Regions from separate parts of the Homo sapiens genome. Here region 1 is linked to region 2. Evidence: chromatin loops called from intact Hi-C (ENCODE). Cell type or tissue: HCT116. All regions are shown on one strand. Each heading gives the region's core, and the rest is flanking DNA. Links, peaks and the distances in the headings are about the cores only.

Region 1 (2,910 bases), core at 192-2,691, 440 kb after region 2:
TCTAATAAGGAAACAGATGAATTTGTGAAACTACTTATCAAGATCAAGCAGAACAAAAATTAATTACATGAGATTAAATAACTGATGAGATGTTTTTATGACTTTTATTTGAAACATTGTTGGTTCTTTACTTAAATGTTTTGTTTTCCAGATCTAAGGATGTTTTCTTTCTTTCTTTTTTTGAGACAGAGTCTCACTCTGTTGCCTAGGCTGGAGTGCAGTGGCGGGATCTGGGCTCACTGCAAACTCCGCCTCCCAGGATCACGCCATTCTCCGGCCTCACCCTCCCGAGTAGCTGAGAATACAGGCGCCCACCACCACGCCCGGCTAATTTTTTGTATTTTTAGTAGAGACGGGGTCTCACCACGTTAGCCAGGATGGTCTCGATCTCCTGACCTTGTGATCCGCCCACCTCAGCCTCCCAAAGTGCTGGGATTATAGGCGTGAGCCACCGTGCCTGGCCAGAACGTTATCTTTCTTAAACTGTTTATAACTTACAGCAATCTGGTAAAGTATACTTCTGTGAAAACAAAAGTAAAAACATTTGCTTTTTCTCCCTACTCGATCCCTCCAAAATTTGGAAACTGTTCACATGTATTCTTATGGCAATGTGGTTATTTACAAAAAAAAAAAAATCTGTTCCCTCTTTGTAGCAGGATACAACTGAGACCAGTGGTTCTGTTCCCAATGCCTTGTCTGGAATCTCAAATTTGAGAACGTGCATAGAATACCCTGCTTCAAGGGTTCCTAGACTTACAGCGGGTAAGTAAAAACTGTCACTTCGTATCAGGCCCAGAAACCTTAAGACTGTAGGCAAAATCTATAGTCTGCCTTGGTTTGGCTTCCCAGCCTCAGGAGGTTGTTAAAATCGGAGTGATTTTTTTCTTGTGTGATCAATGTAGAGAGAAGCAGCCATGTTTCTGAAGAAAAGCTGCAATACTCCTGTTATTAGACTGGAGCCCTGTGCACTGTTTCCAAGCTCCTCAATTCTTCCAGCTTCCTCCCATCCAACTTTCTCCCATAGAATCACTAAAAGCAGAGAACTACTCTATTCCTGAAGCCCTATAAGCTGAAACTAAATGTTAAGGGACAAAATCCCATTCCTGATGCGTGGGCCACACCAAGAGTTCACCAAACCACTGATGCCACAACCAGAGACACTTAGACCACAAGACAGGACTAGAAGCCGACAGCTTCATGCTGTGGGCAGCTTCTCCAAGGCACTGGAATAAGAGTCCATATTATAAAGACACATTTACCCCTCTTAATGCCTACCTTTTTGACTCGGCAGAATAATGGTGTAATCGAAATTTCACAATCAGTAGCTTCTGCTGGGAACTAGATAGAACCCTAAGAGATCCTTGAGTCCCCCTAGTGGGTGACTTTGGGAACATCCCTAATACAACTGGTGCTCACTCTGCTTTAATCCAACTCAGTCATGGGACACTAGATGATAAAATTGCTCTAAATTATCCATTGCGTAAAGAAGGAAATGTCTGTGCTATTGCTGATACTACCTGCTATACCTGGATAAATTCTTCTGGGAAAATTAAGGACCATATACCCAAAATAAGAAAACAGGTCGGGGCATGGTGGCTCATGCCTGTAATCTCAGCAGAGGCGGGAAGACAGATTGAGCCCAGGAATTCAAGATCTGCCCGGGCAACATGAGAAACCCCATTCTCCACAAAAAGGAAAAAGTACACACACACCAAAAAAGGAAACAGGCCATATATTATAAAAAGTCTCACCCAATTCCCTATGGTCATTTGATTTATTCAACTGGTTGTCTTTAAGCCTATGTTCATGACTCAAAACATTATGCAAACTAGGATTGTCATATTATTATTAATTTCACTCTGCATTTTCCCTTTATAAATTTTTTATCTGTTGCTTAAGTCTCTGCAGAAGTACAACTCCTAACAGAATCGTGCTGGCCCAGCGCGTTGAGATGATGCCAACACCCATGGAACAGACAAAACCGTACTTAACAGTGGACTCAGGTAGACTGCGCCTGAGGGCCACTCCCTCCACACCTCCCTGGTTGCTCAAATGTGGCTAAATGAGCTCTGACACTGACTCCTGGTCACCAGTCACTTCCTGATGATGTGGAACCAGACCACACCAAACTGGGACAGCTCCATCCCAGCACCAAGGGGCAATCAAAGCCTGACTGCAGGATGACTGGTCAGCTATGCTTTTGGAGAAAGATCTCAATTAAAAGGGGGAAATGTGAAAGTTGTCAGAAAGAAAATGGAGTCACTTGTATTAAAAACCCTAACAAAGTGTTACAGAGCCAGAGAAGGCCAGGAAGGGAGGGTTCTCATGCTCATAGACCTGATAACAAATCCATCACAAAAGACTGCAAAACCACAACCTTGCACACAGGCCATCTCAGCCTCACATACAAAAATATTCCTCTGAGGACATCTGTCCCGCAACTGCCTGTCCAACCTTGGACTGGTCCCATCCTTGTAAGATAATTATCTCAAAACAATCCTGTGATCCTCCTCATTTTTCCTTGAAAAACTGCTGTCTTTCTTGACCTCCCTGAATATTCATAGTTTACTACAGCATGCATATTCTCATTGCAATGCCTATTCCCAAATATTAATAAATATCGTTTTCTTACAGAGAGCCTTCCTCCGTGTTATTCAGGACGATGGGCTCAAGAGGCAAACCACCCCTCACTTGGGAAGGCTGCTCAGATCCCTCTCCAAGGAGTCATGGAAGGCAGCCAGCAGCGAGCAGGGCCCACACAGAAAAGGACAGGCAGCCCTGCCACCTGGGCCATCCTCCTTGGCCCCAGTAAGAGATTTACAGCCAGGAAGTTTAAGGTGTGGGGCAAAGACAGCAGGGACCACAAGCCATGTGGAAAGCAGCAGGGCCCTGGTGGAGATGGAGCATCCA
Region 2 (2,910 bases), core at 103-2,602:
CAGGACCCCACACTCATCGAGTGGGACCCGCAAGTGTCGCTGCCTCCCTGGCTTTGCTGATGAGACCACAGAGTTGCCGGGGTGCTCATATCCAAGACAGAAGCAGGGCTGGCCCCGCCCCCGGCTCCCCCACCAAACCTCTGGAAATTGCACCAAGGCCCAGGTGGGTGAATCCCAGTGAACCGAGAATCAGGCCCAAGCAGCTTGGCATCAACCCCAAATCCCGCCTACTCAGGGCCTCAGTTTCCCCATCTGCAAAGTGGTGCTGTCCTCGCCCCAGCCGATCATGCTCCAAATTCGCAGCTGCTGGAGAACTCTCTAGAGGAGAAGGAACAGCTGAGACACAGCTAAAGCAATACTGGCGTTCACCACAGAAAGAGCAGGTTCCATCCACGGAACTTTCTGGAATCCACATGAGTGAGGCCTGCCTGAGAAGCACGTGCAGGATTGGGGTCTCACCCCTGTGACAGTGCAGGACCCAAGTTGGGCCTATGCGGAGGTTCCCAGCGCCTTGGACTTGGTGCTGAGCTCTGAGCCGGAGCCCGAACCACATTTCCTCTTTGAAGGTTTGCTAGAAATCTCAAAGGTCAGCTGTTCTCATGTTTCCAGAATTTATTGATTTTGTCTGGGCTGGAAAGGCAACAAAAAGGCTTTTATTGCTGTTTCTGTGGCTGCACTGGGGAGCGGGGAGAGGATGCACTGCCCCCTGCACCTGTCCCAGGGGCCCGTCGGCCAACATTCAGGCCCCGAGGGGCCCCCATCGCCTGTCCCAGACTCACCCCACCTCACCCGACCGGCCTGTCCTATTGCGTGTCCTCACATGCCTGTGCCAGCTGATGAGACAAGCCCCCACACGCATGGAGCAGCACCTGTGTCACTGCCTCCCTGGCTTTGCTGATGAGGTGATGGAGTCACTGGGAAGGGCGCATCCAAGCCAGAAGGAAGGCTGGCCCCGCCCCCAGCTCCCCCACCAAGCCCCTCCCCACCCCAAGGCTCCGGGGAGTCCAGCTCAGCCTCCTGGAATGAGAGGAGACTCAGGGGCACTCCGAGTGCCTCTGAGAAGGGGACAGCCTGTGACAAGGGTGGGAGAGGCAGAGACGAGAAAAGGAAGGCGAGGGCATGGGCAGGCCGGGCGCAGGGAGCTCTGAGGGAAGCTGGTGCACTGCTGGCCACCGCCTGAACTATCATTCATTCCCTCACTCATTCATTCTTCACTCACGCATCGCTCCAACCTCCTGGACTGAATTCCCCCTTGTGTGCCCAGCCCCGGCTGATGCTGTCCACCCCGGGAACCGTCAGCCCAGGGCAGCTGTCCGGGAGCCCCTGATCCATCACGGGATCAAGTGCTCCAGGTCCGTGCCTTAGGAAGCCAGGGCCCATCCTTCATGCAGCGGGCAGGCTGCACCCGCAGTGTATTCTAGGCTTAGGATCCTATTCTAGGCGGGTGTAAGGAGGCATTGCCTTGGGCCAGCTGGGTGGGGTCCCTCTTCACCCCCGCCCCGGGGCTGTGCTTGCTCGGGTTGTTCCGATTCTCACCGCCCAGGGCTGGGAGGCGCTGCAGACTGTGCGTGGGCGTCTTACAGGCTAGTGAAGCAGCAGTGTTCACATCCTACCTGGACAGGTCCCCTCGACCCCCAAGCCTTGCTCCTCTCCTATAAAATGGGGGTGCTTCAGTCCCCACCCTCGCCGAGCGCTGCTCTGGGGCCGCTGAGAGGCTGATCCCCTTGAGCTGCCATATATTAGACATGCACCACCAGCTGCTGCCATCATGCCGGGTACGTGGCCCTCCCCACGGAGGACAGAGGACCCTCACTGTGGCTGCCGTGGGGACCTGTGCGGAGGAAGCTGGAGGCTGAGGGGCTCACCCCAGGGCTGCTTTTCCCAGGGGGTCCCAGCTTGGTCCCAGCTCCCTGCATGGGTGGCCTTTGTCTCAGCTGCCACCTGTGACTGAGGCTCCTCCCACCCAATTCCTTTCTCCTTTAGGAGTGTCAAACCTGCATCATGGTCTTGTCACAGCCAAGCCAGCCCTGAGCTCCATCCCCTGAAAGGGCAGCCCCTCCGCAAGCCCCTTCCTCCCTCCCAGCCCTGGCACAGGGCCTGGCATGTAGCAGGTGCTCAGTAAACACTCATAGGTGGAGACAGCAGGACAGACGGGAGCTCTGAGTCTCCTCCCCTGCAGTCTTGGTGATGAGCCCCTGCAATGAAGGGGGGCTGCACTGGGAAGTAGTGAGCATCCCATCATCAGAGGCATGCAAGAGGACCAGGATACCCATTTGAGGGAGACTTTGTAGGCACAAGGGTGAAACATGAATCAGCACAAAGTATGGCTTCTGAAAACTTCTTTCTTGCCTCAAAACAACAATAAAGCCCTATGCTGGGCGCTCCAAGCTCCATGGGAACGCTGCAGGTTGAGCAAGTGATTTGGAAACATCGCAGTCAACAAAGCTGCCGTCTCCCGGTGCGCCCCTTCTCGCTGGGTTCTAAATGAAAGCTGTTCATTAGGGCGACAGGTTTACCATCTTGCAATGAGAATTGCTGGGAGGTTTTTCCCCCTGAGGAGGAGAAATCATGTTTGAGTAGCGAGCACAGTTGCAGGGGACAATGTTTTCGTGGCTGTGGCTGTGGGAAGAGCTTTATTTGGGGATTTTTCCTCTCCGTGTCAGCAGCACAGGAGAAAATGACTCCAGTGAGCTTCGCTGCTGCAGTTTTATGGCACCGCCAGGACGCTGGGTCTGAAATTGTGCCCATTGCTCAGAGCTCAGTATCTGTTCCTGGGAACTGGGAGGCAGCGGTCGCATCAGTGTGGTCTGGAGGTTCCCAGGTTGGGGGCAGCACAGGCCTCTGGCCCCGGCTTCAGCAGATCCAGCCCTAGCACAGAGCACAGCAGAGCCTGGGCTCAGGGGAAAAGTC

What was found. Hi-C counts contacts between places; a loop is a spot of excess contacts. Peaks named below come from ENCODE experiments on the same cell type or tissue, not always from the same donor. Only the 100,000 strongest peaks of a DNase experiment are listed, where the experiment ranks them.
Region 1: it touches region 2 in a loop (16-fold over the local background); 1 of 110 quality-filtered maps calls a loop at or near these places.

What each region holds. Positions count from the first base shown.
Region 1 is chr4:3,344,716-3,347,625 of GRCh38, reverse strand. All of the region lies in intron 3 of RGS12 (regulator of G protein signaling 12), which reads right to left. Among named protein-coding and RNA genes, the nearest start is that of RGS12, 53 kb to the right of the region's middle. In HCT116, for the core only: a CTCF peak has its summit at 1,385; a DNase peak (open chromatin) is centred at 1,375.
Region 2 is chr4:3,782,578-3,785,487 of GRCh38, reverse strand. LOC124900651 (a long non-coding RNA gene) reads right to left here. Exons shown (of 2, transcript XR_007057997.1): 2 at 2,325-2,868. Among named protein-coding and RNA genes, the nearest start is that of ADRA2C, 18 kb to the right of the region's middle. In HCT116, for the core only: a CTCF peak has its summit at 1,551; a DNase peak (open chromatin) is centred at 1,551; H3K4me3 peaks cover 624 bases; H3K27ac peaks cover 369 bases.